Regions from separate parts of the Homo sapiens genome. Here all the other regions are linked to region 3. Evidence: chromatin loops called from intact Hi-C (ENCODE). Cell type or tissue: CD4-positive, alpha-beta T cell. All regions are shown on one strand. Each heading gives the region's core, and the rest is flanking DNA. Links, peaks and the distances in the headings are about the cores only.

Region 1 (9,866 bases), core at 2,414-7,413, 590 kb before region 3:
AACTTCTGGGGGAGCTGCCGGAAGAAACCCACCTTGGGCCGAGTTCAGTGGCTCATGCCTGTAATTCCAGCACTTTGGGAGGCCGAGGTGGGTGGATCACCTGAGGTCAGGAGTTCGAGGCCAGCCTGGCCAACACGGTGAAACCCCATCTCTACTAAAAATACACACCCCCCAAAAAATTAGCTGGGCATGGTGGAGGACGTCTGTAATCCTAGCTACTTGGGAGGCTGAAGAAGGAGAATTGCTTGAACCCAGAAGGTGGAGGTTGCAGTGAGCTGAGATCACGCCATTGCACTCTAGCCTGGGCAACAAGAGCAAAACTCCATCTCAAAAATAAAAAAATAAAAAAAAAGAAAGAAAGAAAAAAAAAAGAAAAAAAAAAACAAGAGAAATCCACCCTGAATTCTTTATCTAGGTTCCCTCTTGGGAACAAAAGCTTCTTCTTTGAGCTTCCCACCCCTAGAGTCAGGGTCCTTTCCAGAGTCCCTGAGGGGGGAAAAATGGTTTTCAATGAATTTCATTGAGTTTACCTCCTAACGTGAAGGTATATGTTTTTGAAGGCCTTTCCTCTTGTGTTATAAATTCTACCCTGCCATGGTCACAGTCTTCCAAGGTTTCTGCCACTCTGTCCCTGCCAGCCTGGTCTTTTCCATTGGTTAGGTTTAGGCACAACTGTTCTTTCCTCTCCATGCTTCATTCACTGAGGAATAATACTGTTACGATGGTGAGTGGAGAATACATCTAATATTCCTGTTTTGGTAGATACCTAGATATGGGTTGTCATCAATCAGGACAGGCTAATTATGCTGCAGTTAACAAACACCCACAAATCTGTGGACAATTCTCAATCTTAGTACATGTCTGTGATGGTTAATATTGAGTGTCAACTTGACTGAAGGATGCAAAGTATTGTTCCTGGGTGTGTCTGTGAGGGTGTTGCCAAAGGAGATTAACGTTTGAGTCAGTGAACTGGGAAAGGCAGACCCACTCTCAATCTAGGTGGGTACAATCTAATCAGCTGCCAGCATGGCCAGAAGAAAAGCAGGCAGAAGAACATGGAAAGACTAGACTGGCTTAGTCTTCTGGCCTACATCTTTCTCCCGTGCTGGATGCTTCCTGCCCTGGAACATCAGACTCCAAGTTCTTCAGCTTTGGGACTTGGACTGTCTCTCCTTGCTCCTCAGCTTGCAGATGGCCTATTGTGGGACCTCACCTTGTGATCATGTGAGTCAATACTCCTTAATAAGCTCCCCTTTATATATACACCTATCCTATTAGTTCTGTCCCTCTAGAGAACTCTGACTAATACAATGTCCTTGGTTGGCTATGCTCCATGTCATCTTTACTTAAGGACTCAGGCTGATGGAACATTGGAACATTAAGGGTTGTCATAGCAGAGGGAAAAGAGCATCGTGAATCATACATTAGCTCTTAAATTTGCTGCCCAGAAATTACACGTTGGTTTTCACTGGCAGCCTACATCTAGTCTCCTTGCATAGGTGTTGCTGCTGTAGTGAGCTATATTTAGGGGTGCCAATACAGTTGATCCTTGATGACTCCTCCACCCCTCACAGTTGGAAATTTGTGTATAACTTCTGACTCCCTAACATCTTAACTAATAATAGCCTACTGTTGACCAGAATCCTTATCAATAACATAAACAGTCCGTTAACACATATTTTGCATGTCATATGTATTAGATACTGTATTCTTTCAATAAAGTAAGCTAGAGAAAAGAAAATGGTATTAAGAAAATCATAGGAAGAGAAAATATATTTACTATCCATTAAATGGAAGTGGATCATCATAAAGTAAAGGTCTTCATACTCACCATCATCACATCGAGTAGGCTGAGGAGCAGGAGGGGTGGGTCTTGCTGTCTTAGGGATGGCAGAGGCAGAAGGAAGTCCGAGTATTAGTGGCCGCATGCAGTTCAAGCCTGTGCTGTTCAAAAGTCGACTGCGTATTTTTCAGAACAGTGTCTGGCCCACTCAATGTTTGCTGAATGCATAAAGAAAACAAAATTTGTATACTACATCCAACTGGGCAGTTGTGTGCTACCTCCAACAGGCCAGGCATGGTGGCACGCGCCTATAGTCCCAGATACTCAGGAGGCTGAGCCGGGAGGATTGTTTGAGCCCTGGAGTTGCAGTAGTATACTCTCACAACATTTCTGCACATCCTTTTAACCCACATCCCCTCTCAGCTTTATGGGGCTTAATATTAGTCAACTGTCAACTGAAGTCACTTTGCTCTTTTAAATTAAAGAGTAAACACAAAATGTAAAAAGCACAACCCCATATCCCATGGTCTGTGGAAAGTTCAGCAGCCTCCTCAAGATCTTTGTGACTTATTTAGGAATTTTATGTACTTGTGGTCACTTGTGGATTTACAGCCTGATGTTTTGAGCTCACTTGGGTCTTATATCCACCACAATCTTCTCTGCTCTTGCAAATCCAGACAGAAAACTTAGATCTTTGTCCCTACCCTTCTACCCAAAATATCCAACTGCACCAAACACACGGTTTACACAAGGCACCACTCACTGAAGGCTTGGTGTAGTTCAGCCTCCCTCCCACTCAAAGATCCTTCCCAGTTACCTACTTTGTACTTTCCCGGCCCCCTCCCTGGGTTCTGGCTTCTCTTTTCTTCCCCCCAATTCAATCCCCCTCACTTTATTATGCAGGGCAATCTCTCTTTCCTTCTACTCTACCCCAGGCTTAACTTTGCATGGCCAAAAACTGATTAATGTCTGGATTAAACAAAGGGCCATTTATGCAAGATAGAATCATTGGCAGAGATTTTGTAATTTCTTTCTCTTTTCCTCAGTAGGTGGAAGAAAGCTGTATGGAAATTTATTTTCCTTAAACTGCAAGAAGTGGCTACAGTTTGGGTTTAAATAATCTTTTCCTGGCCGGGCGCGGTGGCTCACGCCTGTAATCCCAGCATTTTGGGAGGCTGAGGCAGGCGGATCACGAGGTCAGGAGATCGAGACCATCCTGGCTAACACGGTGAAACCCCATCTCTACTAAAAATACAAAAGAATTAGCCAGGCGTGGCGGTGGGCGCCTGTAGTCCCAGCTACTCGGGAGACTGAGGCAGGAGAATGGCGTGAACCCGGGAGGCGGAGCTTGCTCCAGCCTGGGCGACAGAGCAAGACTCCGCCTCAAAGAAAAAAAAAATCTTTTCCTTCCTCCTTTCTGGTAAATATATACTTTCTTGACATCTATTTCTGATAAACTTTATTTTTTTAACACAGTGGTTCTCAAACTTTTGGTCTCAACTCTTTTGCACACTTAAAAATTATTAAGGGCTCTAAACAATTTTGGTTTATATTGACATTATCGACATTTACTATATGAGAAATCAAAACAAAAACTTGATGTTTTTGAAAGTCTTTTTTTGGAGTCTGGCTTAATAGAAAACAGCTGTTCTGCATTTACTCCGTTGCAATATCACAGTCTCCAGCAAACTCAACTGTATGCAACTCATAAGAAAATCAGAGCGAAAAGGCAAATAACATCTTAGTATTGTGAAAATTTTATCTTGATGACCATTAAAACTGCTGTTTTAATACATATTCTACTTGTGCTTCCTCTTTATGAAAAAAGAAATCTTGAAGAAATCAATGAGATTTTGAATTAAAACTGAACCATAGGCCAGGCACGGTTGCACGTGCCTATAGTCCCAGCTACTCAGGAGGCTGAGTCCGGGAGGATCGTTTGAGCCCTGGCGTTCCAGCTGTAGTGAGCTAGGATGGCGCCTCTGACTAGCCACTGCAATCCAGCCTGGGCAACATAGTAGACCCCCGTCTCAAAAAACAACACAAAACAGAACATGAACCTAAAATGCAGAAGAAACTCATTGATTGAGTTGTCAATTTTAATAGCTATGGCTCAAGACGGTACAATTAAAAACTATGCATGAAGGATGAAGAGAATCCAGCGGCATTAGGGCCACTCTTTCACCTTTGTCTCCATCTAAACTTCCTATTCATCCTTCAAATCTCTGCACAGGTGACGCCTTTTCTCTAAAGCCTCTTCCTTTACCACAAATAACAGTGATTATAATAATAACATTATTAACGATTACTACCATTTATTGGCCACTTACTAGGAGCCAAGCAACATCAAAACACAGCACGCGTCAGCTCACTTAATTTTCACAGTAAACCCCGAGGAGGATGCTGGCTTCACTTTAAAAAGAGGTGACTGAAGGTTGGAGAAGAAAGGCCTCTGGCCTCTAGCTCTGTGCCTTGCACACCTGATCTGTCTCAGCATTTATTGCATCCCGAGGGTCACCGTCCACGTGCCTCTATCCTGCTCAAGGTGAGTTCTTGCAGTCAAAGGTCAAGGGTGGCTCGTCTCCACTTCCCCCGCAACCAAACCGCCCGGTCTCAGTGAGGGAGCCGCCAGAAGGGAAGGAGCCTCCTAGCTTCCCGGTCCTCACGCTCCCGGAGCCCACACGCCCCAAACAGACACAGAAGAGCTCGCTGAGCTCTCCGCGCAGCTAAACCCTCCAAGCTTTGCTGGGAGAAACCGATGCCCGAGAGCGCGTCGCGAGGTTCCTCCTCCGCCAGGTGCGCCGGCTGAGGCCGGAACCTTTTTCCTCCCGCCGCGGTAGCAGGGCGCAGGCCGGAACCTTTCTTCTCGCGTCGCCGTTGCCGGGGGGAGGCGTGTGGGGCAGGACCAGTCCTTCAGCGGCCGGGTTCGCGCCGCGGTCGCCGGCTGCTTACGTGGGCGGGCCTAGTGTGGGGCTGAGGGTGCGGGTCGCTATGGCGGTGGACATCACGCTGCTATTCCGGGCCAGCGTCAAGACCGTGAAGACGCGGAACAAGGCGCTGGGAGTGGCGGTGGGCGGCGGGGTCGATGGCAGCCGGGACGAGCTGTTCCGCCGGAGCCCCCGGCCCAAGGGCGACTTCTCCAGCCGGGCCCGCGAAGTGGTGAGCTGGTTGCTATGGAAACGGCGGGTTGAGGAGGGGGCAGTCCTGCGACAGGGACCCCGGGCCCCAAACCAGACCCCGTCCCGTAAGCATTGTGTGAAGGGGGTGGCTCTAAGGGGGACAGAAGAGTTGGCCTCAGAGACCCTACAGCTTTTTGGGGGAAGGAACAGCCTTATTTTGAGGAAGGGGGACGCATATTGGGGAACAGATTTCTCCTGCGGCGACAGGGATTGGGGGACAAGAAAGGAGATCCTCAGAAATCTCTATCTGGAAAGTGCATGGGCGGCTTTGTGAGGTCATGAGTTCGCCGTCACTACAGACTTGCACTCAGGGGAAACCTCCTGACAGTCCTTCGCTTCCTGTTGCAGCACTGACCACACCATATTTGCCTGTTCTATTTACTTGTCTGCCTCCCACCCCTAGTTGAGATTAAAAACTGTATTCAGCCGAACTCTTTCTTCCCTTTGTCTCTGCAATAAGTAGGACTCAGTTCCTCTTGAGACGGGTTTAGGGTAATCTTTCGCAAACACAGTGTTACAGTCACCTCAACTACTTTCTGTTCCCTGATCAGAGCAGGTGTCCCTTCATCTCCCTGGGAACAGGAACCTTTTCCTTAAGGGCAGGGACAGTGTTGTTTTCATCTCAGAATGCATGACTCATAGCATTGCTTAGTAAATGTTTGTTGAATGAGTGAATGAACAAATGGCTGTCTTTCCCATTAAACAGAAAACTCCATAAGGGGAGAGCTGTTTGTCTTGTTCCCTTTTGTGTTCGTGACACCAAGGAGGTATCTAGGTTTTGTGGGGCCTACAGCTTATATAGTTCTGTCTGCCCTCTTCAAGAAATAAAAATCACCAAGAAAGATTCAGAGCTTTGGAAGATTGAAGAGAGGGACCCTAAAGCTTAAGCCTCATTAATTTCACAGTAAATCCTTCTCTGCTTGGCATACACTTGGCACTGTATAGACACTCAGATATTTTTGAATGAATGTAGTCATGCATGCATTAATGACAGTTAGCAGAGGATACTTAAACATTAGAAAGGGGATTGGACCAGATGAATACACTCGCCCTATTGATGACCGTCTATGAAGCACCTACCTTCTGACCAGCCTCGTGTTAGAGTAATATGATGTAAAAGCAGTGGTGGAGTAGACGGACATAGACATAAAACAAGTGCCATAAAGCCTTGCAGGTGTTGTGTAGGGCACAAAAAGAATGTGGTCAGTTCTACCTGAGGACCAGAAAAGGCTTTATAGAGGCGATGATGCCTAAAACAAATCTTGAAAGAGGATTAGTTGGTTCCAGTGCAGAAGGACATCTCAGGCTAAGAGAATAGTATGCGCTAAGCTGTGGAGGTAGGTAACAGTCTGACATAAGTTGGTTCAATAAACATTTGAGTGAGACTGGAATGTGGGACTCTCATAAAAATTGGACGCGGAGATCTTAAAGGGCTTTGTGTATCATTGCAGAGTTTGAATTTTGCCCTGTAGATGGTCAGATGTTATCTGGTAGAGAAAGCACCAGAGAAGGAGCCAAGAGACGAGGTTGTTGTCTGAACCCTGCAACTATTAGCTATATGATTTCATTAAGCAAGTTTTAAGACCTCAGTTTATTTACCTGTAAATGGTCCTTTTTTTCTCCTCCTCCTTTTAAAAAACTACCTTGGTCCTCTATATGTAACAAATTAAAGTGGGAGCTTCCTAGGTTGAAATAAGAGGAAGAGAAACAGGACACTCTCCCTCCCAGTTTGGCCCAAGCACTTCTTGAGATTCCTTTTGTAGAACTGTGGTATGAATATCACAGTATTGGCTTTTTAAGGGTCCCTTCTAACTCTGAAACCACTGATTTATTAACACTGTGCTAATTTTGAGTCCTGCTCAGGGAAAGGGGGGATTTGGGAATGGTAGAGACAGGAGGCACAGTTGGGTTGGCAAGCCCTTTGGAGAGCCCTGTGATCACTTCCACCTCTCCCTGAGTGGTGAAAATGTGTTTGAGTTTTGAGTTAATGGGCCTCAGGGACAGTAACAGTCCCATAGGGTGCTGAGTTCCCTGTCACTGGAAGTGATTAAACAGAGTGATGACTGCTTTTCAGAGATGTTTGAGAAAAGCTTTGTGCATATGTCACAGGGTTGGACCGCATGACAATGCAACTTGCAGTTCTGCTATGTATTGATGTGAGTAGGTGTCACATCACCTTAAGTGAGTTCATGGGCTGTGTTGTTCAGGGACACTGTCCCCCTGACGTAGAGGAAACATACATTCTTTTAAGCAATTTTGATTTTATGTTGTCATTGCTTTGTGTATTATCTCCTGTTCTTGCAACCGTTCCCCACTCCCCATCTTCTCTTGTGGGAAGTTTAACTAGAAGAGCTAGTGATGGATGTCCTGTGCTTTTACTACAATTAGATGTCAAAAGTTTGGCTGTTATTTTGTTTGGCCTGGATTCCTTATAGAGAAAAGTCTGGTAAATACCAGAAGCACATATTCTAATTCAGGTTTAGCCCTGGTTGTCAGACTTAATGAAATGTAATAAGTTATAGTATGCCTTTTGGTAAGTGCCTTCCTTGAAGCATTTGCTGTTACTTCTAGGATGCGTTTTATCTGGTTCAATTTCTATTCTTCCATTCCATTCCTCAAATATATGCCTGATGCCAGATTTCCATCTCACTGAATTGTTGTAGAGGTTATATTAAGTTGAATAAAATTGCATTGAAACTGCAATTTTATTGCAGTCCCTACCTTCCAACAACAGGCTGATTGCTTCTGCATCATTCTTTTAAACATTTAACTTTTATGCTCAATTTTACTAAATTTATATATACTCAAATGCATGTCTACCCATTAAATTACAAATGGAGAGTAACGACTTTTCAGATTATTTGGGGGAGGAACTTATATTATTCGAACAACTCCAAATAATAATGAATATGTCACTCTGCAATGGGAATTTGATTAGTTAACTCATTTGAAGTGTGGGACTAGTGAGGATGATGGGATTGGAAAGAGACCTGGGCCTTGGGTTCAAATCTCGCTTCTGCTACTTAGAAATGGGTGAACTTGGGCAAGTCTGACTCTCGTTTTCCATTTCTATAAAGTGGACGTGATAATACCCTACTTAACTCACAAGCTAAGTAGGGTAGCTTCTGAGTTACCCTACTCACATAGTCTATATGTATGTATTTTAAAAAAACAGACTGATTATTATTGTTCCCCCAAACTACCTCCCCCCTCCTCATGTAGGCCATTTAGACATATTTTCTTTAGTGGCACCAAGCTGTATTTTCCAAACCACTTAGTTTTCTTGCACTTTCATTCCTTAATTTAGTTAAGTGCGTGAGGAATGAGTGAAAATCCTGAGCAGGTACTGATGAATCAGCGGTGGTGCAGAAGTACTGTCTGCATTCGTAAAAGATGGTAACATTTCTTTGCCAAGGTGAAACTCTTTCAGTGATGGCAGATGTGTGGCAGGTATGCAGCTTTTACTTTCTTTTCTTCCTTGTGATCATGGAAGCCAGTGCTAATTTCTTAGTGGATCCCTATAGCTCAGAATCCTTTGCAACATTGTACCCCAGGAGCCGTTACCTGTTATTAGGCTTGACATTCAAGTTGAAATCTACTTGACATATAGTAACAGTAGAATCTGTATGCTTAAAGCAGACCCATGTTTGTTTGTTTGTGGTTTTTTTTTTTTTCACTCAAAAGGACCTTGTGTTCATTTTGTTAATAGATAAGAAAACTAACACCCAAATAAATGAAATTACTTGCCCAAAGTCGTAGCAGTTGAGGTCATAGCACAGAGCCATAAGTAGAAGCCAGGTCCTTTGACCTGGTTTAATGCTGCTCTCCCTCTGCCCACTACATTCTCCTGTAATTTTTAAACCAGAATTTGTTTGGTTTCTGAATGGCAGTGAGTTTCTTCTTCTTGAGTTAATTCTGAATACTGCATACTGAATGGAACCTGGGGCAGAAAGACTTGGATTTGAATGTGTCTTATCTGTTATATGAACTTGGGGAAGCCACTTAATTTCAGTTACCTTATGGCTAAAATAGAGTGAGTAATAGCAACCTTATAAAGTTGTTAGGTGAAATAAGAAAAGGTATGCAGGTGCCTACATGAGTCCGAGTTCTTTTGTTTGCAAGTAATAGTAACCTAATGTAAATTAACCTGAACAAAGTGGGAATACCTTAGCTCATATAACTGGAAAATTCAGGGATAGAGCTTCTTTCTCTAGCTCTTATCCATAAAGCCCAGGAAGGAAATCTAGTTGGTTCTGCTTGATCCTCTGCTCTCTCTTACAGTAGTCATTATAGCCAGAGGAATGTTTCTTTAATTGGTCAGGTCTATGTCCACCTCAATCTGTGGTTAATAGGTGGCTTGGATGCTATGTAGCCCCCACCAGAATCATGGAAAAGGCAGTGCCCTGTCTGGGAATAGGGAGTAAGGAATGTTGGGCAAGCAAAAGCAACAAAAACATCCCTCACAGTGCCTGGGACAGTGCCTGATGTGCCTTCACCTTGCCTGCCTGGCTGTCTTCAACTCTGTGGGGAATGAGAAACTAGAAAATGCAGGAGTTTATAATGACAGGTTCTGGGGTGAGGATAGGCCTAGAGATGCCTCATAGTGGCAGCTCTTCTATTCTCTTACTGACTTATAAAGGTTACAGGAGCCAGGGGGGGCTACCACACAGGTAAGCAAGAAACCCGTAAGCACCGAACTGCTGTGCAGAGGCAGCAGGGGCTACTGAAGAGCACCGCACAGGAAAGCAGGAACCCATGTTCTAGCCGCAGGTCTGCCAGTAAGTGGGCTGCTCATGTGATTTCTCTGGGCCTCAGTTTCCACATTAGTAAAACTGAAAGCTTCGATTAGATAACTGCAGAGATTTCTTGTAGAATAAGGACACTTTGATTCTAAATAAGGTAAT
Region 2 (9,866 bases), core at 2,145-7,144, 290 kb before region 3:
TGAAACCCCGTCTCTACTAAAAATGTAAAAAATTAGCCTGGTGTGGTGGCGGGCGCCTGTAGTCCCAGCTACTCAGGAGGCTGAGGCAGGAGAATGGCGTGAACTCGGGAGGCGGAGCTTGCAGTGAGCAGAGATCGCGCCACTGCACTCCAGCCTGGGCAACAGAGCGAGACTCCGTCTCACAAAAAAAAAAAAAAAAAAAAAAAATCCCGTCTCTACTAAAAATACAAAAATTAGCCGAAATTAGCCGGGCATGGTGGCATGCGCCTGTAGTCCCAGCTACTCGGCAGGCTGAGGTAGGAGAATTGCTTGAACCCAGGAGACAGAGGTTGCAGTGAGCTGAGATCATGCCACTGCACTCCAGCCTGGTGACAGAGCAAGACTCCATCTAAAAAAAAAAAAAAAAAAGTCTTTAAAACGTTTGTATCTTTTGATCTAGGGATTCCAATGCTATAGCTTTTACCAGGGGAATAATCACAGCTGTGTAGAAATAGGCACACATTTTATTGTGTTTTTATACAATCAATGGAAGAACTTTTTAAAACTAGCTTTCTTCTTGGAATGAAGAACAGTATCCTAAATGATAGATATTAACATTCACTGAGCACTTTCCATATGCCAGGTACTTTTCTAAGAGCTTTACCTGTATTCTCATTCCTGGAGGCGCTCACAGAATACCTGGGGACCAATGGGGCAGCTACACAGCACAGTGAGAGAACAGGGTGGTACTGGTCTGGCCTCAGAGTTTCAAGTAACAGAAAACAACTGAAATTAAAATTAATTTAAAAAAGGGAAAATTTAACCATCTGTAAAGTCTCAGCAATGGATAATAACAGCTAAGATTTACTGAGAGTTTTCTATGGGCTGCTCTAAAGACTTCGCATGTATTAATACTTTTAATCTTTACCCAATCCTGTGAGGTGGGTATTATTCTTAACCCCATTTTGCAAGTGAGGAAACTAAGGCAAAGAGTGGATAAGATGCTTTCTCAAGGTTCAAAGAGTCAGTAATGACAGGACCGGCAATGACAGCCAGGCAGGCAGCTAGCTCCAGAGCTCAGTTCCTTAACAGGATTAACTAAGGCTTGGCTAGATCTGGGAGGCGGCGCAATGCTACCAAGACCTCTTAGCTTGCCTCTCAGTGCTTCCTTCCCACGTGGGCTCCCATTTCCAGAACAGCAGCCCCAAGCCCAAACTGACCTCAGAGCTCACCATATCAAAGCAACCGTGAACATCTTCCCAGCCTAAGACGTGGAGGATGAGAGGTCTGTTTTGGGTCTTGTGCCCTCCCCTAGGACGGGGTCAGTCTCTGGGATCTGAGCAGGACCACTATAGAAAGCAGCAGTGGTTTCTCAGAGGTAGGCAGACACATGTATATCCATATTGAAGACAAGTTAGCTGTGCTCAAGGACCAAAGTAAGCACAGCTAATGGAGTTCCTGCCGTGTGCTCGGTGTTTGCAAGGTACTGGGGGATACCAAGACATGGTTGTTTCTCCCAATCAACTGGGGGAAACACAGGGCAAAAGGAAAATAACAATAAAGCTTGGTAATTCTTGGAAGAGAGACATGAATAGAGTCACTGGAACCCAGGGACAAGGGAACACTGATCAAGGGGCGAACAGGTGCCGGATCTTGAAGGCCTGGCAAGCCAAATTACTAAGAATAGTAACTACTGCTGTTTGGAGGCAAACTATGTATGCCAGGCACTAAGCTAAACAATCTGTATACATGTATCTTCACTCCAATACCCGATGTTTCACAGATGAGCAAACTGATACTTAGAACAATAAAATAACTTGCCCAAAGACCCACAGTGATGGAGGCAGGATTTGACAGTCTATACACACCTTGGATTTAACTATGTTGCTAAGGGGGGGCCAGTAAAGGTCACAATGAAATTCATTTGTTCCCCACAAGTAATCCACATTGAAAATGAAAATTTCTTAATTGGTAGCAAATCTGGTATCACATATCTATCTATAATTAGGGTGCCACAGTACACACATTGAAGGGTTTCTTTTCTTTTCTTTCTTTTTTTTTTGAGACAGAGTTTCACTCTTGCTGCCCAGGCTGGAGTGCAATGGGTGGTCTTGGCTTACTGCAACCTCCACTTCCTGGGTTCAAGCCATTCTCCTGCCTCAGCCTCCCAGGCAGCTGGGATTATAGGCGCTTGCTACCATGCCCAGCTAATTTTTTTTTTTTTTTTTGTATTTTTAGTAGAGACGGGGTTTCACCATGTTGGCCAGGCTGGTCTCAAACTCTTGAGCTGAGGTGCCACCTGCCTCAGCCTCCCAAAGTGCTGGGATTACAGGCATGAGCCACTGCACCTGCCCAAAGGGCTTCTTTAATGGACCTCAGAAATGAAGATGTGGTCATTAAATACTGGAATTTTTCCAACCTCCTTTTAAGTATCATCAATATGCTGTGCAAGTAGTGCCATTTAAAATTGCAGAGAAAAAAACTCTGGAAGGATTTCAGATCCAAATTCAAAGGCCCCGAAACCACAAAAGGAGAAACCTGATCTGACCTGAACATACCATGTATGGGAACCTGGGATAGCGGCGATGCTCTTGGGAGTATTCAGTTACCACGGAGGCCCTGCACTGACCCTTTTTCGAGGAGACAATCAACAGAAGATTGTATTTGATGGGACAAATTCACTTCCTGTTAACAAGGCTTCTAACCCCGTACGAGAGAGAAGAGAGGGCAAAGACTTCAGTTGACTTTGAATAAATGAATCCAGTTCTTTAGGAGTCTTGAAAGAAAAAAAAAACAGAAAAAAAAAAACAGGATAAAGGAGGTATTGTTTAGAAAGGCCATATGATCCACCCAGCTGTTAAATCCTGTGCTCCGAAGGGGGAAGAAAGGCTGAAGAAATGATAAATCAGTAGGGATTTGGTATTTCTCTCTTTTTTTTAATTTTTTTTATTTTTATTTTTGAGAGGGAATCTCACTCTGTTGCCCAAGCTGGAGTGCAGTGGCAGGATCACTGCAGCCTCCTTCTCCCAGGTTCAAGTGATTGTCCTGCCTCAGCCTCCAGAGTAGCTGGGATTACAGGTGCCGGCCACCATTCCCGGCTAACTTTTGTATTTTTAGTAGAGACGGGGTTTCGCCATGTTGGCCAGGCTGGTCTCAAACGCCTGACCTTGTGATCCGCCCGCCTCGGCCTCGCAAAGTGTTGGGATTACAGGCGTGAGCCACCGCGCGCGGCTGGCACTCTTTTCTTGAGTATTTCTTATTACATTCCTTTTACAAACACCCCAACACATCGAAGATATTAAACAGTGCCTACTAATTCAAATTTTACTTCCTATGTAGCTGGCTCTCCACCCCTGTATTCAACTCACCTGAAACCACTCTCCCTGCTCTCCCACACTGCAGCAGAATAAACTGCCCTTTATATGTACAGTGTTTCTATTATGCCCCATGTACAGTGTTTTTATTATGGCACTGTATTGAAGCTGCTTCCTCTACTAGATTCTTCTGTCCTCACCATTTTATCACATGCAGCTGCTCAGAAAATGTTGGCTGCATTGATGAAATGCTTTCATACATTTACAAATAGAGTTTTCTTGTAATATACCTCTGTGGTTTTCTTTGGACAAGGAGCTCCTCACGTGCAAGGCCATGTCTTACTCATCTTTATCTCCACTGCTAGCATGGTGCCTAACAGCTCCTACCAAATAGTAGATGCTCAGTAAACGTTTGCGTGGCTAAGCCCACCATTTCTCAGCACATGACACGCTGGGAAACGGCTGGGAGAGTAATACGCGGGATTATTGACGAAGAAAAAGTTGTGAACTCGTAACACACAGTTTGTGGGCGTGAGCAGTGTGGAAAACCGCAGTTTGCTGGGAAAGCAATTTAGTTCCCTCGGTTCAGGCTGGGAGGATTTTTCACAAGTGGCGAGGAGGAGGCTCACATGAACCACATACAGGTACTTCTCACTGAAACGCACAACAAATCTAGAGCCAAGTGTAATAACGAAACGGGCCCCAAGAAGTTTATTTAATGCCCAGGGCCCCCAAGTGGTCACTGCCAGGCTCTAGCATCCTGTCCAGCAGGCCTTTCTCCTCCTTTCAAGTCTTGCTGGACGACTCCTGAAAAGCAAAAGTAGGAAAAAAACTGGGGGCTGAGAGTGGAAGGCTGGACAGAGGGTATGTCTCCTGCTCTGGCACCCGGAAGCCTGCGAGGGCTTCGGAAGCGCAGCGTCTCACGGTCGCGCATCCCGGCCCTGGACGCATCCAGCGGCAGCGGTAATCCTGGTCCTCCTGGGCTTCCGTAGGTCGGAATAAACTTGGGAACTCTTCCACCGGCAAAGCTCAGTGTTTTAAAATTCAAATCACACTTGCCGACATGAGAGCGGAACCTTTGAGGCCGACTCCACCCTAGCTGCTCGCTAACTAAACAGCGAAGAGAACACAGTCTCCAATCCAAACGCCAGGAGGTCCAGACCCGGAGCGGACGCCGGAAGCGCTGTGTCTGACGTCACTTCCGTCGCATTTCGGGGCGGTACCAAGATGGACTCCTCGCGGGCCCGGCAGCAGCTCCGGCGGCGATTCCTCCTCCTGCCGGACGCCGAGGCCCAGCTGGACCGCGAGGGTGACGCCGGGCCGGGTGAGGCGCGCACCAAGCCGCCCCGAGGTTCTCAGAGGCGAGGCGTCGGAAAACGGCCGGCCTCCGGCAGCCCTGGCCCAGTCTGGAAGGACTGAGTTTCGGCTTTGCAAGTCGAATATTTAATGTCAGGGAAGATCCTTAGAATCGCGGAGTGCTGTGCATCGTCATTTCAGCTGCGCTTCAGAATTCTCTGGAGAGCTGATTTGACACCTATTTGGAAATAGCGATTAAAATTAAAAATACCCACCAGTTTTAAGTCTTAAGGATTTACCAGAAACATGCGTGTACCGCAGTGTACAATGATGTGCGCAGTGTTTCACTTCAGGATTGCTTGTAATAGCGAATTACTGGAAATATCTGCCTTGCCCGTCAGCAGAAAGCTGTTTAAGTAAATTTGGGTATATGTATACCTGACACATCAGGTCGACTCGTATGTACCAATGGGGATGATTTTCAAAGGGAAGTGTGGAACACTATGGTATGCCGCCATTTGGGTACAAAACAGGTAACTTGTGATGTATGTTCACCTGTGAATGCATAGAATATGGAAGAATTCAGTAGAAATTGTAAGTGGTGGTTGCTTCTGGGGATTAGATCTGAGGTTAAGGATGGGAGACAGATACTTCATTTTGGATATTTTTTATCTCATATGTTTTAAAACCACGTCCATTTATTACCTTTTAAAATTAAAAACACGAATAACCTCATGCCCAGGCATGATGATGTATACATTTTGAGGATATCCCAGAATATTACGAACATGCTTCCCAGGGTTTCCGATGGTCATCTAAAGGCCCAAAACCTCAGATGTGGACCATTGATTCTCACGTGAACCTAGAGGGCATGTCAGAATCCCCGGAAAACTTAATAGAAATCATCCATCTGACCCAACCCCCATCCACCCATTCTTTCAGATTGCGTTCCAGACAGGAAAAATGTCTTGTCCATCACCTGTCTAGACAGTGCTGTGCTGGAACTAGAGCTCTGGTGTGCCGTTTCCACTTTTGAGCTGTGTTTAAAGTAACTAAAATATTTAGTTATAGGCTGGGCAGGGTAGCTCACGCCTGTAATCCCAGCACTTTGAGAGGCTGAGGCGGGCTGATCACGAGGTCAGGAGTTCGAGACCAACCTGGCCAAATAGAGCAGCCTGGCCAAGATGGTGAAACCCCGTCTCTACTAAAAATACAAAAATTAGCCCGGCGTGGTGGCAGGCGCCTGTAATCCCAGGTACTCGGGAGGCTGAGGCAGGAGAATTGCTTGAACCCGGGAGGCGGTGGTTGCAGTGAGCCGAGATCAAACCATTCCACTCCAACCCGGGCGACAGAGGAAGACTCCGACTCAAAAAAAAAAAATTTAGTTATAAAAGTGTTCTTGGAAGACCACAAGTCCAGTTCATGCGCTAATGTTTGCCTTTGGCATTTTTCCTAATTAACAAGACTAATTACTTTCCTAGAAGAAATGTGAAACATAATATTAAAATTCTTACATTTCCAGGTGACATTGTTATTTCCGAAAGACGATGAAAGTGTAAATTTGATTTCACAATGTATTTAGAGGAAATAAATTGACTGTATTGACCATATTTTATAGTGGGCTCTTATTTTTTGTAAATATAAACCTATCTCAAGGGTTTTACAGAAGGATTTGTTATCATGGGAGAGACTGTTTCTTAGCTCTAGGAAATGATTTTATTTGGCTTAAGTGTAATTTTTCCTCGCAAAATTGTGGTAACTTAATAAGTTGAAATCTCCCTTATTTGCAGAAACCTCCACAGCTGTTGAGAAAAAGGAGAAACCTCTTCCAAGACTTAATATCCATTCTGGATTCTGGATTTTGGCATCCATTGTTGTGACCTATTATGTTGACTTCTTTAAAACCCTTAAAGAAAACTTCCACACTAGCAGGTAAGAAAATTTTATTGCTTTGTAAATTAAACCCAAGTCTGATTTTTCGTGTTATATTTTGTTAGTTGAATTCTTCAAACAGTAAGCACCTACTACTCTCTGCCAGGCCCTGTGTTGGAGGTGTGGTGATACGAAGATGAATATGAGATGGGGGTCAAAGGGTACATATTTTTAGTTATAAGATGAATAAGGTCTGGAGATCTAATGTACATACAGTATAGTGACTATAGTTAATAAGGCTGTATTGTATACTTGAAATTTTCTAAGAGTAGGTCTTGTGTCCTCCCCCTGTTACCCCACCAGTGGTAACTATGTGAGGTGATGAGTGTGATAATTAACTTGATTGTGGTAATAATTTCACAATGTGTGTGTGTGTATATGTATACACGTATATATATATTCATATATATGTATATATGTATATATTCATGTGTGTGTGTATATATATATCAAGTCATCACACTGTATACCTTGAATATATAAAATTTTAATTTGTCAATTGTACTTCAATAAAGCTGGAAAAAATAAAACCAATGAGAGGGTGTGTGCTCTGGGCACATACAGTAGAGTGGAATAGAACTGGAAATTATTTGTGTGCAAATAAATGTGTTGTAGGATGAGGAAGGTAGTAAATTTAAGAAGAACCTAATCCATTTGGGGAAAAGAGGGAGAAAGACTGACTGAAGGTCTTCAAAGACCAAGTACAAGAGTACTGGGAGGAAGAGCCGAGAACTGTGGCCAGTGGGAATTGGGTCTCAGGGTTGGTTTCAGAGGGTGGTTACAGCTGACAAGGTAACTACAGGGTGTAACTGTGTTAGAGTGGAGGTGAAGGTCCACAGTGGGAGGAGTGACAGCTTTGTGGCCAGACCAGATGTCCAGTAGTTCCTCATTCACAGGGACTGAGATCCTTTCAGTATAGTCTCCAGAGTTGACATGGAGGAGAGGGTTGGAATCATATCCTAGGGTCCTTACTGCACATTGGAGAGTGATGTGGAGACCCTTGGATAAGAAATGGAAGGGAGAGGTATGTTGGTGAGCATCATGGCATTGGGAGGGCTGGTGTGCTTAGGGTCAAGAGTAATAATTTGGAAGTACCAGTGGGGGTAGGAAGATGCAGACAGGACTGTGGTCCCCTCGTATCATGGCAGGACACATGATTTCTCCTCAAGGGCCTTCAGGAGGAGCAGTGACTTCTGGCGGAGGAGACTGTCGAGCCACAAGGAAAAAGCCCACAGGGGAAAGTAGGCAGAGGGGAGTTTATTTAAACTGTCCTCTACTTTCTAGGGGAGAAACTTTCCCTAAACACTCCCATCTTCTGCCCCTCCATGTCACTCACTCCTTTGTGGGAGGTGGCGTGACTGATTGAGTGTGTGATGAAGAACTGGACAAAGGTAGCTCAGCACCTTCTTCTGCTGCAAGTCGGCTGCCCATAGGAAGCGCAGAGTCTGGTCTGCCTTCCCATGGTGTCATTCCACAGGGGCAGTCCCCACAGGAAAAGGTCTCTAGGTTTTCATTTTGACCTGGAACCCAGTGGGTAAGGCTGTTTCTGGGTGTCAGAGACCCAGTATTAGGAAGTGCTTTGTCATCACTCACCAAAGCCATATTCTTCCCACGGCTGCATCAGTATAACAGACATTTAATCTTCATCAGCTTGACTCAGTCATCTCTCTTAGAACTTGGGCTGGGAAAAGAGGGATGGATACTTTATTTTTATTTTTATTTTGAGACAGGGTCTCGCTGCACTCTGTCACCCAGGCTGGAGTGTAGTGGTGCGATCATGGCTTGCTGCCTTGACTTCCCAGGCTCAAGTGATCCTCCCACCTCAGCCTCCCAAGTAGCTAGGACTATAGGCGCACACCACCATGCCTGGCTAATTTGGTTTATTTTTTGTAGAGACGAGGTCTCTTCATGTTGCCCAGGCTGGTCTCAAACTTGTGGGCTCCAGTGATCCTCCCACCTTGACTTCCTAAAGTACTGCGATTACAGGTGTGAGCCACTGCACCTGGCTGGAGGGGATGGGTACTTTAACCACCACCAATAGCAGCTGCTCTTTCCTTCATCAGATACTTTATGGAGGCTGAGATGTGTTTGGCTGTCAGTGCCAAACACGTGGAAGGTGCATTTCTAGCTCTCCAACAGCTCATTCTAGGCTGCAGCAGACAAGTTACCAGGCCGCATGGTATGTGCTTTGTAAGTGTAGGCGCAGGGTATCATGGGAGCATCTAGGAGGGATATCTAGTCCAGGTCAGCCTCAGGACTGAGACCTTTTTGAGGTTTTAGGAGATGTGAGAGAACTTCTGTATTTGTGTCCTTATATTGGGTATTTTTAGTAGTTTAGAGAAATGGCAGAGTAAGAAATGATCACACATAAGATATTTGGGGGCAACTGCAGTGAAGTGGAGTGCCCAGGACCACATAACTGCTGTGTGGCAAAGCCGGGACGCAGACACTGGGACCAGGGCTGTGGGGGTTGGAAAGAAAGTAGAAGTCATAGATCTGTCCTCAACAAGGTGTCATCTTAGAGAGAAAAAGGCAGAAATGCATTCTCAAAGGCTGAGGATTTTGAGTCGCATTGTTTTCTTGGGAAGGACTCATTAAGGGGAGTTGGGGGGTATTGAACAGCCATGAAATGAGAGGGCTGCACAAAAGACAGTGCCGGCTGAGTTCTGCTTTTGGAAAATGGCTAAAATGGCTCGTTCTTCTGACGCCTGAGGTGATTTCTTTTTCCTCTGGCTCTAGCCTAAGTTTAGAAGCTTGAGGCCTTAAGGTTCTTTATATTGTTCAAAGATGGGAGAGCAGGTCCATATTAAAAACAAAACAGGCCAGGCGCGGTGGCTCACGCCTGTAATCCCAGCGCTTTGGGAGGCCGAGGCGGGCGGATCACGAGGTCAGGAGATCGAGACCATCCTGGCTAACGCGGTGAAACCCCGTCTCTACTAAAAATACAAAAAACAATTAGCTGGGCATGGTGGCGGGCGCCTGTAGTCCCAGCTACTTGGGAGGCTGAGGCAGAAGAATGGCGTGAACCCAGCAGGTGGAGATTGCAGTGAGCCGAGATCGCGCCACTGCACTCCAGCCTGGGCGACAGAGCGAGACTCCGTCTTAAAAAAATTAAATAAGTAAATAAATAATAACAAAACAACACTGTGATGCTTTAGAAATCACAGTTTAAAATACTCGGCTTGTGTGCATCAAAATCAACAGTGGAGTTAAAGACAGAAAGTAAAATTAAAATCCTAGATGCTCAGGCCCAGAATTTTGGAAACTGGGGACTAGGTAGTTTCTCTTAGAAAGGTGCAAGGTGACTGTGATATAAAGCCAGGGCCGAGGACCACTGACTGATAG
Region 3 (9,866 bases), core at 1,999-6,998:
TGATCTAGCATTTGCTCCTGATGATTCAGTGCAGAAAAGCTCTGTAATTCAGTTTCCCCAGCTGTAAAATGGGGAATGGCGCCTTTACTGGGCTGCCATGAGGGTAAAGGAGGGAACGTATATTTATGACGCATTCAGAACAATTCATGATACATAGTAAGCTCTATATATTTGAGCTTATTATTACTGTCAGTACGATTATCATCATCTTGCTGTTTCCAATGGGTACGATTTCTACATTCTCTTTCTTAAAGACCTTTAAATCCTTGGTATTCTCTCCACCACCACAGAGAGCAGTGTCCTTGTAGTTTAAATTTTCAAAGACTTCATGGATCCAATAAGCACGACATTAACTAAGGGACAGTTTTCTTTCAGTGGATTGGAATTTAAAATGGCTTTTTTATTGTTATTATTGGCCAGGCTGGTCTCGAACTCCTGACTTCAAGTGATCCCCCCACCTCACCCTCCCAAAATGTGCTGAGATTACTGGCATGAGCCACCATGCCCAGCCCTCATTCTCTTCTTTTATAAGGACACCAGTCATTGCATCTGCCCCCTCACCAGCAGCCCCCAATCCAGGATGACTCATCATTACTTGATTACATCTAGAAAGACCCTATTTCCAAATAAGGTCACATTCCTGGGTACTGAGGATTAAGATTTCCAATTTTTTCCCTGACTCGATTTTTTTTTTGAGTCAGGGCCTCACCCTGTCACCCAGGCTGGAGTACAGTTATGTGATTATAGCTTACTGCAGCCTCAAACTCCTGGGCTCAAGGGATCCCCTGACCTCAGCCTTCCAAGTGGCTGAGACTACAGGTGCACATCATCATGCCCACGTAATTTTTTTGTTTTTTTGTGTGTGTTTTTTTTTTGTACAGGTTAGGTCTCACTCTGTTGACCAGGCTGGTCTGACCTCAAGCGATCCTCTTGCCTTGGCCTCCCAAAGCACTGGGATTACAGGCGTTATCCCATGCCTGGCCCTCTTTCTACACCTCAATAATTGTATCATTAGCCTGAGCTGCGCATATTCCTTATTCTACCCATCCCTGACCAACCTCCTCCTTTAACATAACTTCCATCTCGATATGATGGGGCCTGCTGGGCACTGCAAACAGCCTAAGGAAAGTGGAAACTTTACTTAACCTTCAATTCTATTACAAAGTCTACATTGAACGTAATTCATATTTGAACTATAAAAATTTTTTGTAAGTTGACACATGACCTATAAAGGTCTCTACACCCTGAAGCAACGTTTTAGTAAGAAATCAATTGGTCCTTTTCTGCAGAAACCATTAACCATAGAAGAGATAAAGGAAAAACTTCAATGTACTGATTGAACTTCCATGCCCATAGCTTAACTTCTAAAAGGCAACCATTCCATACTGTTAAACTGACTTAGGTTGCTATTACTGTTATTAAAGAGACCTCAAAGCCAGAAGTTGAATCTTGACTGTAGCTCTTGCACGTACACGCACACTCTTGCAACTGAAACCACTCAGATTGTCCTAATGCTGCGCCCCATAACAACACCACCTGGAATTTTACGTTTGTTTTTAAGCATCAGTCGTAATCTTCACTTGCACCCGAACACACTGCACCTGTGAGAGCCACGTGACATTAAAAAAATCCCTTCAGTGAGGCCGGGCATGGTGGCTCACGCCTGTAATCCCAGCCCTTTGGGAGGCCAAGGCAGGTGGATCATGATGTCAAGAGATTGAGACCATCCTGGCCAACATGGTAACACCCTGTCTCTACTAAAAATACAAAAATTAGCTGGGCGTGGTGACGCGTGCCTGTAGTCCCAGCTACTCGAGAGGCTGAGGCAGAAGAATCGCTTGAGTCCGGGAGGCAGAGGTTGCCGTGAGCTGAGATCGTGCCGCTGCACTCCAGCCTGGCAACAGAGGGAGACTCTCTGAAACAAAAAAATCCCTTCAGTGCCTTGATCCTTCCAGATTCAGATCCAAGAGAGATGACATTTGTCCCTCACCAGAGACTGCACACCAAGATAAAGATTTCTTCTGGCCAGGCGCGGTGGATCACGCCTGTAATCCCAGCACTTTGGGAGGCAGAGGAGGGTGGATCACCTGAGATCAGGCATTTGAGACCAGCCTGGCCAACGTGTTCAAACCCTGTCTCTACTAAAAATACAAAAATGGCCCAGCATAGTGGCTCACGCCTGTAATCCCAGCTACTCAGGAGGCTGAGGCAGGAGAATCGCTTGAACCTGGGAGGTGTAGGTTGCAGTGAGCCGAGATCGCGCCATTGCACTCCAGCCTGGGCAACAAGAGAGCAAAGCTCCGTCTCCAAAAAAAAAAAAGAAAAAAAGATTTCTTCTGTGTGCATGGCTCAGCTCTGTGGTCCACTAGCGTCCTTCTTCAATCCGCTTCCAATCTACGGAATCAGGAAAGACTGAACAAACCTAGATTAATATTTTAGTATAACATAATACAGTGTTACTTACTATGGAATTGACCGTATATGCCCTTTTGCTCCTTGGAGGAAAGACAATTAATAGCTATTATGTGAGTTAATAAAATAAGCCCAGGATTTATGAGTATAACTAACCTGTTCCCATTGGTTTTCCTTGTCTCCTGCAGGCAGAGAGCTGATCAAAACAGCAAAAGCAAAGCAGTGCCCCTGGCCCAGTTCTGAAGCCAACCTTCCTTAATCACCCAGACCCATCCCTGGTTAGGACTTGCTGTGGATTCTCAGGTGACTCCATCTCAGGATACAGGGACTGAGAGGGTGTATGCAACATCTCAGACCCAGAAACCGTTGATTCTGCCTAAAAACACAGCAATAACCACATCCCACCCTCTTGATTTAAATGAAAGGGTTTGGGGGAATAAAAGATGAACCTCTTTTTTTCTTTGTCAGATCTTGCGTTCATTTGGTTCTGGTGTGGAACAACAGCTATAAGAGAACAAGTGTATTCAATTAGAATTAATTCCCCTCTCTTATTCTCATAGCTGAGCAGGGCTCAAGTGCCTCTCATCTGAAAGAGGTAATAAGATTTTATCTGTCTCCTCATCTACCTTTTGCAAGTATACTTAACAAATTCGCTCTCGGGACTCTTCCAAATGGAGTTTTATGAGGGATTTGCTAAGGTAAACGTTTTAGACTTTGAACACAGTTCAGATTTCAGGGGCAGTACTGAAATCTGAACTGTGTTGCTAACTGCCCTGCCTTTCAACTCAAGACACAATAACTTTGAACTAAAATAATTATATTTTTGTTGTTTTCCACTCTGTCCCCACGTCTCTATCACCACCACCCCCAAGCCCACCCCGCAGGAACTAAGTCCTCCTTCCTATCCCTGCAAGATCAAAACTCCTCCTGCAAGCCCCGCTAGCTCTGTCTGCTCGCCTTCGTGGCAGATATCGCTATTGTACTTTTATACTCATTTGTGTGATAAGTACTTCAATGTCTACTTCTTCCACGAGCCCCTGAGCCCCTGGAGGGCCTGGACCACACCTAGTTTTTCTCACTGTTACATCTCCCTTGCCAGACACATGGTAGGCGCTTAATAAGTATTTGGTGAACGAATGGCTTGTTTGGTGACAGTCCAAAGGCTGGGGGACAGAGGGAAATCTCCCTCCTATCGGGCCCCAGACGGGTGGCGCTGATGGAGAGGAGGCTAGGATAACGCCTCCAGGACCGAAGCGCGCACCCGTAAGGCCCCTGCCAAAAAGACCTTCCTGAAGGCGGAGGAACTGCGAGAGTGCCTACGTTGGCCCAAGGCCTGACCCGATGATCTCGGGGACCCTTGCCCTAACCGGCCCCGCCTCCCGGGCCCCAAACCCGGACTCGGCCCCGCCCGAAGCTCCGAATCCTGGGGCCCGCCCCTGGCCCCGTGTCAGCAGACCGTGGGCTCGCTCCTGGACCTGCCTCAAACCCTCCGCAGGTAAAGCCTCCCGAACTTGAGCCACACTCCAATCCCCTCCTCAAACCCCTCCCCGTTTCTCACACCCCGGACCCCTCGATCTGTCTCGGCCCCTCCCCAAGCCCAGCTCCCTCTCGGCCCCTGAGCCCAGCCCCGACCCTCCTCCCAGTCCCTTGGTCCCTCCCGACACCGGCCCCTCCCTAAGCTCCGCCTCCCAGGGCCCGCCTCCTGAGTGCAGCCCGCAGCCCAGACTCGGCCCTGCCTCCCGGACCCTGGGCCCCTCCCCACGTCGGCCCGTCCTAAGCTCCGCCTCCCAGAGTCCGAGCACCGCCTGGCCACGTGCTACGACATATCAACGCCCCACCCTGGCCCCGCCTCCTGAGCCCTTCTCAGGGTCTGACCTTAGCCCCGCCCTAAGACCTGTCTCCTGGGCTCTGCTCCGAGTCTCACCTCCTGAACCCAATCATCGTTTACCCCCACCCTAACGCCCGCCTCCAGGACTCTTATCCTGCCCCCACGCAAGGCCCCGCCTCCAGGACCCGCCAACCTGGACGCTTCCGAAGCCCCGCTTCCAGGATCACCCTGTCCCGACCCCGCCCCAGGACCCGCCAACCTGAACTCTCCCCAGGACCTGCCCCAACAACGCTTATCCTGGCCCTCCCCAGGCCTCGCCCTCATGACGCTCATCCTGGCCCCACCTTAGAAACGCCACCACCACTCTCCTCCTGACCCTGCCCCCGGGCCCCGCCCCCTCTCTGCCCCTGCGCACTACCCTGGGCCCGCCCCCTCTTCAGTCCAGGCCCGGCTTCCGCCCGGTCTCCCGGCAACGCTGCGGCCCCGCCCACGCCATGGCGCCCTAGGAGAACGCGGGGACAGAACTCTTGCTGCAGAGTTTCGAGCGCCGCTTCCTGGCGGCGCGCTCACTGCGCTCCTTCCCCTGGCAGGTGGGCGGCGGGGCGAGCGGAGAGGCCCGCGGGGCTCGCGGGAGTCCAGGGGCAGACGGGATGTGTCTCCGTGCTGAAGCCCCCGGCGCTCCCGCCACGTGAGTGCCTGGGCTCCCGCCGGTCAGGTCGGCGCGACCCGGTCCCCGTCCCTGGGGCCTGGCCAGAGTCGCTCGCACCCCTCCTGCCCCGCGGGCTGGCGGCGTAAGCTGGGGGCGTCTCCACCGTCTTGGGGGGCAGACGCGCGCTCGTTGTGGGGTACAGTTCACGATCATTTTCACGACTTTTTAAAGGCAGTAATCGTTCTGGTCACTGCGACACAGCTGCCCTCGCCCATTCTAAAAAGTCAGCGCCCTCAGGACCGCAGGTAACCACGTCCTCCTGAGTGCGGTGACCAGGTCACAGGCTGTCCCTCGTGCCTCAGTGTTCTCATCTGTATGTCGAGCACTGCACAGAATCGGCTCATGCGCTGAGGCTCTCACGCCTGTGATGGAAGAGACAGAGAAGGGGGTGGCCTCTTGTCTCCCTGGGGACCTCCCATTCTCAGCACAGGCGCATGGCAGGCAGCAGCCTCCCTTCTGCCAGCAGAGGAGCTTAATGCACCCGGACACATTTGTAATTCATGTGCGGTGAGCTCACTGGGATGAGTCAGTTTGGATATATATTCCTCCCTGGGTCTGCCCCATTTTATGGGGTGTTGCTTAATCGTTTGCGTTATTCCATTGACATGAAATATTTGCACTCAGAGATCATTTCTGGTCAGGAGAAATTTGTGCGTTTTTAACCCTAAATAGAAACCTTCCTAAAAGCATCATAGGTCTCCATTCAATATTGACTATAATTGTTCACATGCCCACGCTGAATGCTAACTTGGGCTCACCCTCAACACCCACGAGGTGGGTACTATTATTATCACTCACATTTGACCAGAGGGATTGTTTGATTAGGGTGCAGTAGTTGAGAGTTCAGACCCAGGAGACAGCCTGTCTGCTTCCAATCCTGGCCCAGCCCCTGGCCCTGTGTGACCTTGGGCAAGTGACTGCATCTCTCTGTGCTGTTGTTTTTTTCTTAATAAAATGGGGGATATAATGATAGCTACCTCTTAGGGTTGTTGTCAGGGTTGAGTACAAAAGCCTGTGGATCAGTGCCTGGCTCATGGTAAATGCATGTCGGTGTTAGCTAGTGTTTTTATTCAGTCTCGAAATGTTTAATAAATGCCTTCCGTGAGCCTGGCACCATGGATCAGCAGTACCCATGACAGATGAGGCTCTGCTTGCATGGGAGAGCCAGAGAATAAACAAAGAAATGAATAAACAAGAAAAGACCAGATGAGAGTGGCTCTAAAGCCAATAAAACAGGGAAATGGTGAATGGAGCAACTGGGGAGAAGAGTCACCAAAGTCGGGGAATCAGGGAAGCCTTCCCCAAAGAGGTGGCATTTAAACTGGGGCCTGACTGGTGAAGCAGCCAGCCATGGGAAGGGCTTGGGGAACAGGATATGCAAAGGCCCTGTGGTGGAAACAAGCCAGCTGTGGTTGAGGAACAACAGCAAGGCAGCCAGTGTGGCTGGAGTGGAGTGAGCAGGGTGGGCCAGGGGTGAGGGAGAACAGGCCAGAGAGAGGGATTAGGACCAGGTCTTGTAGGGCCTTTCACAGCATGGAAGGAGCTCTGAAGCAATGAAGTGCCTTGCCCTGTGTCACATACCAGCCGAGACAGTCTGCCTAAGTCGGGAGCCCAAGTTCGCTGCTGGGCTTGAGGCCCCTGTAAGAGGACAATGTAACCCAGGCTGGTATGGGCACATTCTGCATTTCCACTTAAACTCAGATGGCAAGCCCATCAAACCTTGGTGCCATGGCTGCCCTGGTAATTCCTGGCTGACCAGTGCAACCAGGGAGCTGGCCCATGACCTGGGTGGCAGCTAAGTAGCCAGGACTAATGCGGCCAAGAGTCACTCTTCTAGCCTTCTTCCTGTGACTCATCCAGGTGCACCCTGCGGCATCTGAATGTCAGGCTTTCAGCTGCTGTGGCTTCCACTTCCAACTGGCTCCACGTCCCCAGGGAGAGATCACACAGTGCTTTGCCAACACATTCTATTGCGTGTTTAATGTTCTTGTGAATGCACCCTTGAGATTTCTCTCTCTCCCCTCCACACAGAGCTTAGAAGCAAAGTTAAGAGACTCATCAGATTCTGAGCTGCGGCGGGATATTTTGCAGAAGGTAAGAATCCCAGAGTCCCTGGGACTCATGACTCTGCCTCCTGAATCTCTCCGGAAGACCTGAGAGAAGAACCGCAGGTGTGCTTGTACCCTTTAAAAACACCCCTGTTCAAAGAACAAAACCATTGAGTCAGCACTGCAGGTGGGTGTGGGCACCTCCGACGGCTCCAGCTCTTTCATTTTCTAAGACTTAGACAAAGACATCAGAATATACAAAAATCTGCATGAGAGGGGGGAATCTAGGGAAAGTTTTTTAAACCATCCACAGCAAAAACAGAGATGACAGGTGCAAGACAGCTTCTAGCATTTGGTAGATGCTCAGAGACTTTCTTTTTTGCATTCATGAGGCCTGTCCTGCCCACTCCTGTCTCTTCTAAACCTAAATGGGCCCTTGCTTTGCCCAGGGTGGGGTTTGGACTCAAGAGCATCTGCATGCAGGTGAGAGGCAGGATCACCACCCGGCCCAGCCGCAGCCTGACCTTGGCCTTGAGGGCCAAGTGCAGATCACCCTGCATCCTGGGTCTTCACCTTCGAAGGGCCATCAGCCCTTCTGAAAAGACAAAGCAATAGACTCCCTCCCAGAAAGAAGTGCACCAGAAGAATACATTTTCCATACAAACTCAGGGGAGGCAGACATCCTCCACCCTCACCCACCCAGCCCATCCTAGGAGCCCCGGGGAAGAATTCCTGTGCTAGAGGTGAACCAAGATTATCCACGTGGAAAAGATGCAGCCACAGCAGGGAAGACTTTCGGGGCAATACAGTAGGTCAGGGCTTCAAGCATGGAGATACCTGAAGTTATCTCGCACCCTGCTCTGAGTTTCACCCTGAGCCTCACTCTCGTAGGTGGTGAAGCATGAAATGTGGGGAGAGCTGCTTTAAAACCCAGCACAAGGCTGGGTGCACTGGCTCACACCTGTAATCCCAGGACTTTGGGAAGCTGAGGTGGACGGATCACCTAAGGTCAGGAGTTCGAGACCACTCTAGCCAACATGGCAAAAACCCATCTCTACTAAAAATACAAAAATTAGCTGGGTGTGGTTTTGCACGCCTATAGTCCCAGCTACTCGGGAGGCTGAGGCAGGAGAATCGCTTGAACCCGGGGGGTGGAGGCTGCCATAAGCCAAGATCGGGCCACTGCACTCCAGCCTGGGCAACACAACGAGACTGTGTCAGAAAAAATGAAAAACCAGCACCAGCCTGAAGGGCCTGTGTATTGCGTGGGGTACTTTTCTGCCCTTGGGCAGAATCTGCATCCCTCCCAGCCAGCAGGTGCTGCGGACCATCTCCTCCCTCTCCCTCCAGACTCCTGTTTTCCCACCGTCCCCACTCCTGCTGCACCAGTCCCTCTGCCCTCCTTTCCATGTGCTAGGCCGTGGATACCTCAGAGCTTACACCGGCTGTTCCCACTGCCTGGAACTTGCTCGTCCTGCACTTGGCTTCTCTTGGCTTTAGCTGGAGTGTCACCCTGAGCGTCCCTTCCCCTCCATCCTGTCCCCAGGGACAGATGCTCCAAGAGAGCAGTTGCTGAGTGGGCCTTCCCGCCTCTTCCATAGAGCCAGACAGTTGGCGACTGTCCTTACTGCAAACCCTGGTTCACACTGGCTCCCCTGGGAGGGAGGTGGTTTGGGCCCACATGCCCTGTGTTCCTGCTCAGAATGGGCATTAGAAATGCTGCCATAGCCTGTGCCACTGCAGTGGAAGCATTTTTAGGAAACGGCTTATATCTTAAGACAAACTTCAGATGCGTGGGGCCAGAACGCTGTGTCCATCTACATCTTTGCTGAGGGATCGGGTAGCCTGGAGTTTGCCCTCTGCTGTGTTGGCTTGAAGCTCATAGGAGACTTCAGATGGGCTCTCCCCAGCAACCAACGTTCTGTCCTTTGCCATAGACTGTGAAGCATCCTGTGTGTGTGAAGCACCCGCCGTCAGTCAAGTATGCCCGGTGCTTTCTCTCAGAACTCATGAAAAAGGTCAGTTATGGGCAGTGTCCGCAGAGTAGTGGGACAGCATAGCCACCTGCGTGCTGGAGCCCCCGTCCTTCCCAGTCTCTGGGCCTGCTTTGCAAACCCCAGCATGGCAGGGGTCTCCCCAGGCAACTGGCTGCAACTGCGTGTGACCCATGGGAGACAGTGCAGGGCGGGAAGAAGGGGAGGCCAGCGTCTCTCCCTCACTCTGCCTCCTGGGGTTTCCGCAGCAGCTGCTTCTCTGGAGCCCCAGCTCCTAGCATATGGATTCTCATTCCTACCAGGCTGGCCCAGCAAACAGCACTGGAACCCGCACCCACACCCTCTGTCCTGCCCGCCAAAGGGTTTGGAGTTTCCTGCTCTTGTCCATCTCTGGGTTGCCCCACAGGCCCCTGTTGGAAGGTTTAGCTCTTGCCACACCTTTGGAACTAGTTCCTCTGGTGAATTCTCTGCATTGATCCTGCTGGAATGAGCTCTTTCCTGACTGATACAGGATGGATTTTATTTTTTACTTATTTATTTATTTTTTTGAGACAGTCTCACTGTGTTGCCCAGGCTGGATTACCATGGCATAATCTCGGCTCCCTGAAACCTCTGCCTCCTGGGTTCAAGCAGCTCTCATGCCTAGCCTCCTAAGAAGCTGGGACTACAGGCACACGCCACCATGCCTGGCTAATTTTTGTATTTTTAATAGAGACAGAATTTCACCATGTTGGCCAGGCTGGTCTCGAACTCCTGACCTCAGGTGATCCACCTGCCTTGGCCTCCCAAAGTGCTGGGATTACAGGCAAGAGCCACTGCACCTGGCCTAGGATGGATTTTAAAGATGGGCCTGAACATGCAGGGTTTGACATGAG

The links. Peaks named below come from ENCODE experiments on the same cell type or tissue, not always from the same donor. Only the 100,000 strongest peaks of a DNase experiment are listed, where the experiment ranks them.
Region 1: it touches region 3 in a loop (5-fold over the local background); 4 of 110 quality-filtered maps call a loop at or near these places.
Region 2: it touches region 3 in a loop (7-fold over the local background); 5 of 110 quality-filtered maps call a loop at or near these places.

What each region holds. Positions count from the first base shown.
Region 1 is chr4:4,536,873-4,546,738 of GRCh38, reverse strand. It overlaps STX18 (syntaxin 18), which reads left to right and starts at 4,691. Exons shown (of 11, transcript NM_016930.4): 1 at 4,691-4,942. The coding sequence starts at 4,775. LOC124900165 reads right to left here and starts at 4,608. Exons shown (of 6, transcript XM_047416490.1): 1 at 4,264-4,608; 2 at 1,832-2,001. It overlaps STX18-AS1 (STX18 antisense RNA 1 (head to head)), which reads right to left and starts at 4,608. Exons shown (of 6, transcript NR_037888.1): 1 at 4,264-4,608; 2 at 1,832-2,001. RefSeq lists enhancers at 4,523-4,817, 4,542-4,821. In CD4-positive, alpha-beta T cell, for the core only: no CTCF peak of the experiment used is centred there; DNase peaks (open chromatin) are centred at 4,658 and 5,378; H3K4me3 peaks cover 2,455 bases; H3K27ac peaks cover 1,134 bases.
Region 2 is chr4:4,242,857-4,252,722 of GRCh38, reverse strand. It overlaps TMEM128 (transmembrane protein 128), which reads left to right and starts at 4,500. Exons shown (of 5, transcript NM_001297551.2): 1 at 4,500-4,617; 2 at 6,380-6,521. The coding sequence starts at 4,521. RefSeq lists enhancers at 4,120-4,229, 4,532-5,158. In CD4-positive, alpha-beta T cell, for the core only: no CTCF peak of the experiment used is centred there; a DNase peak (open chromatin) is centred at 4,472; H3K4me3 peaks cover 1,762 bases; H3K27ac peaks cover 1,799 bases.
Region 3 is chr4:3,950,288-3,960,153 of GRCh38, reverse strand. LOC105374358 (a long non-coding RNA gene) reads right to left here and starts at 3,757. Exons shown (of 3, transcript XR_925069.3): 1 at 2,569-3,757; 2 at 1-61. It also overlaps the pseudogene FAM86EP. RefSeq lists silencers at 1,718-2,012, 3,768-3,837, 4,088-4,167, 4,588-5,027. In CD4-positive, alpha-beta T cell, for the core only: no CTCF peak of the experiment used is centred there; DNase peaks (open chromatin) are centred at 4,263, 4,603 and 5,363; H3K4me3 peaks cover 2,201 bases; H3K27ac peaks cover 1,259 bases.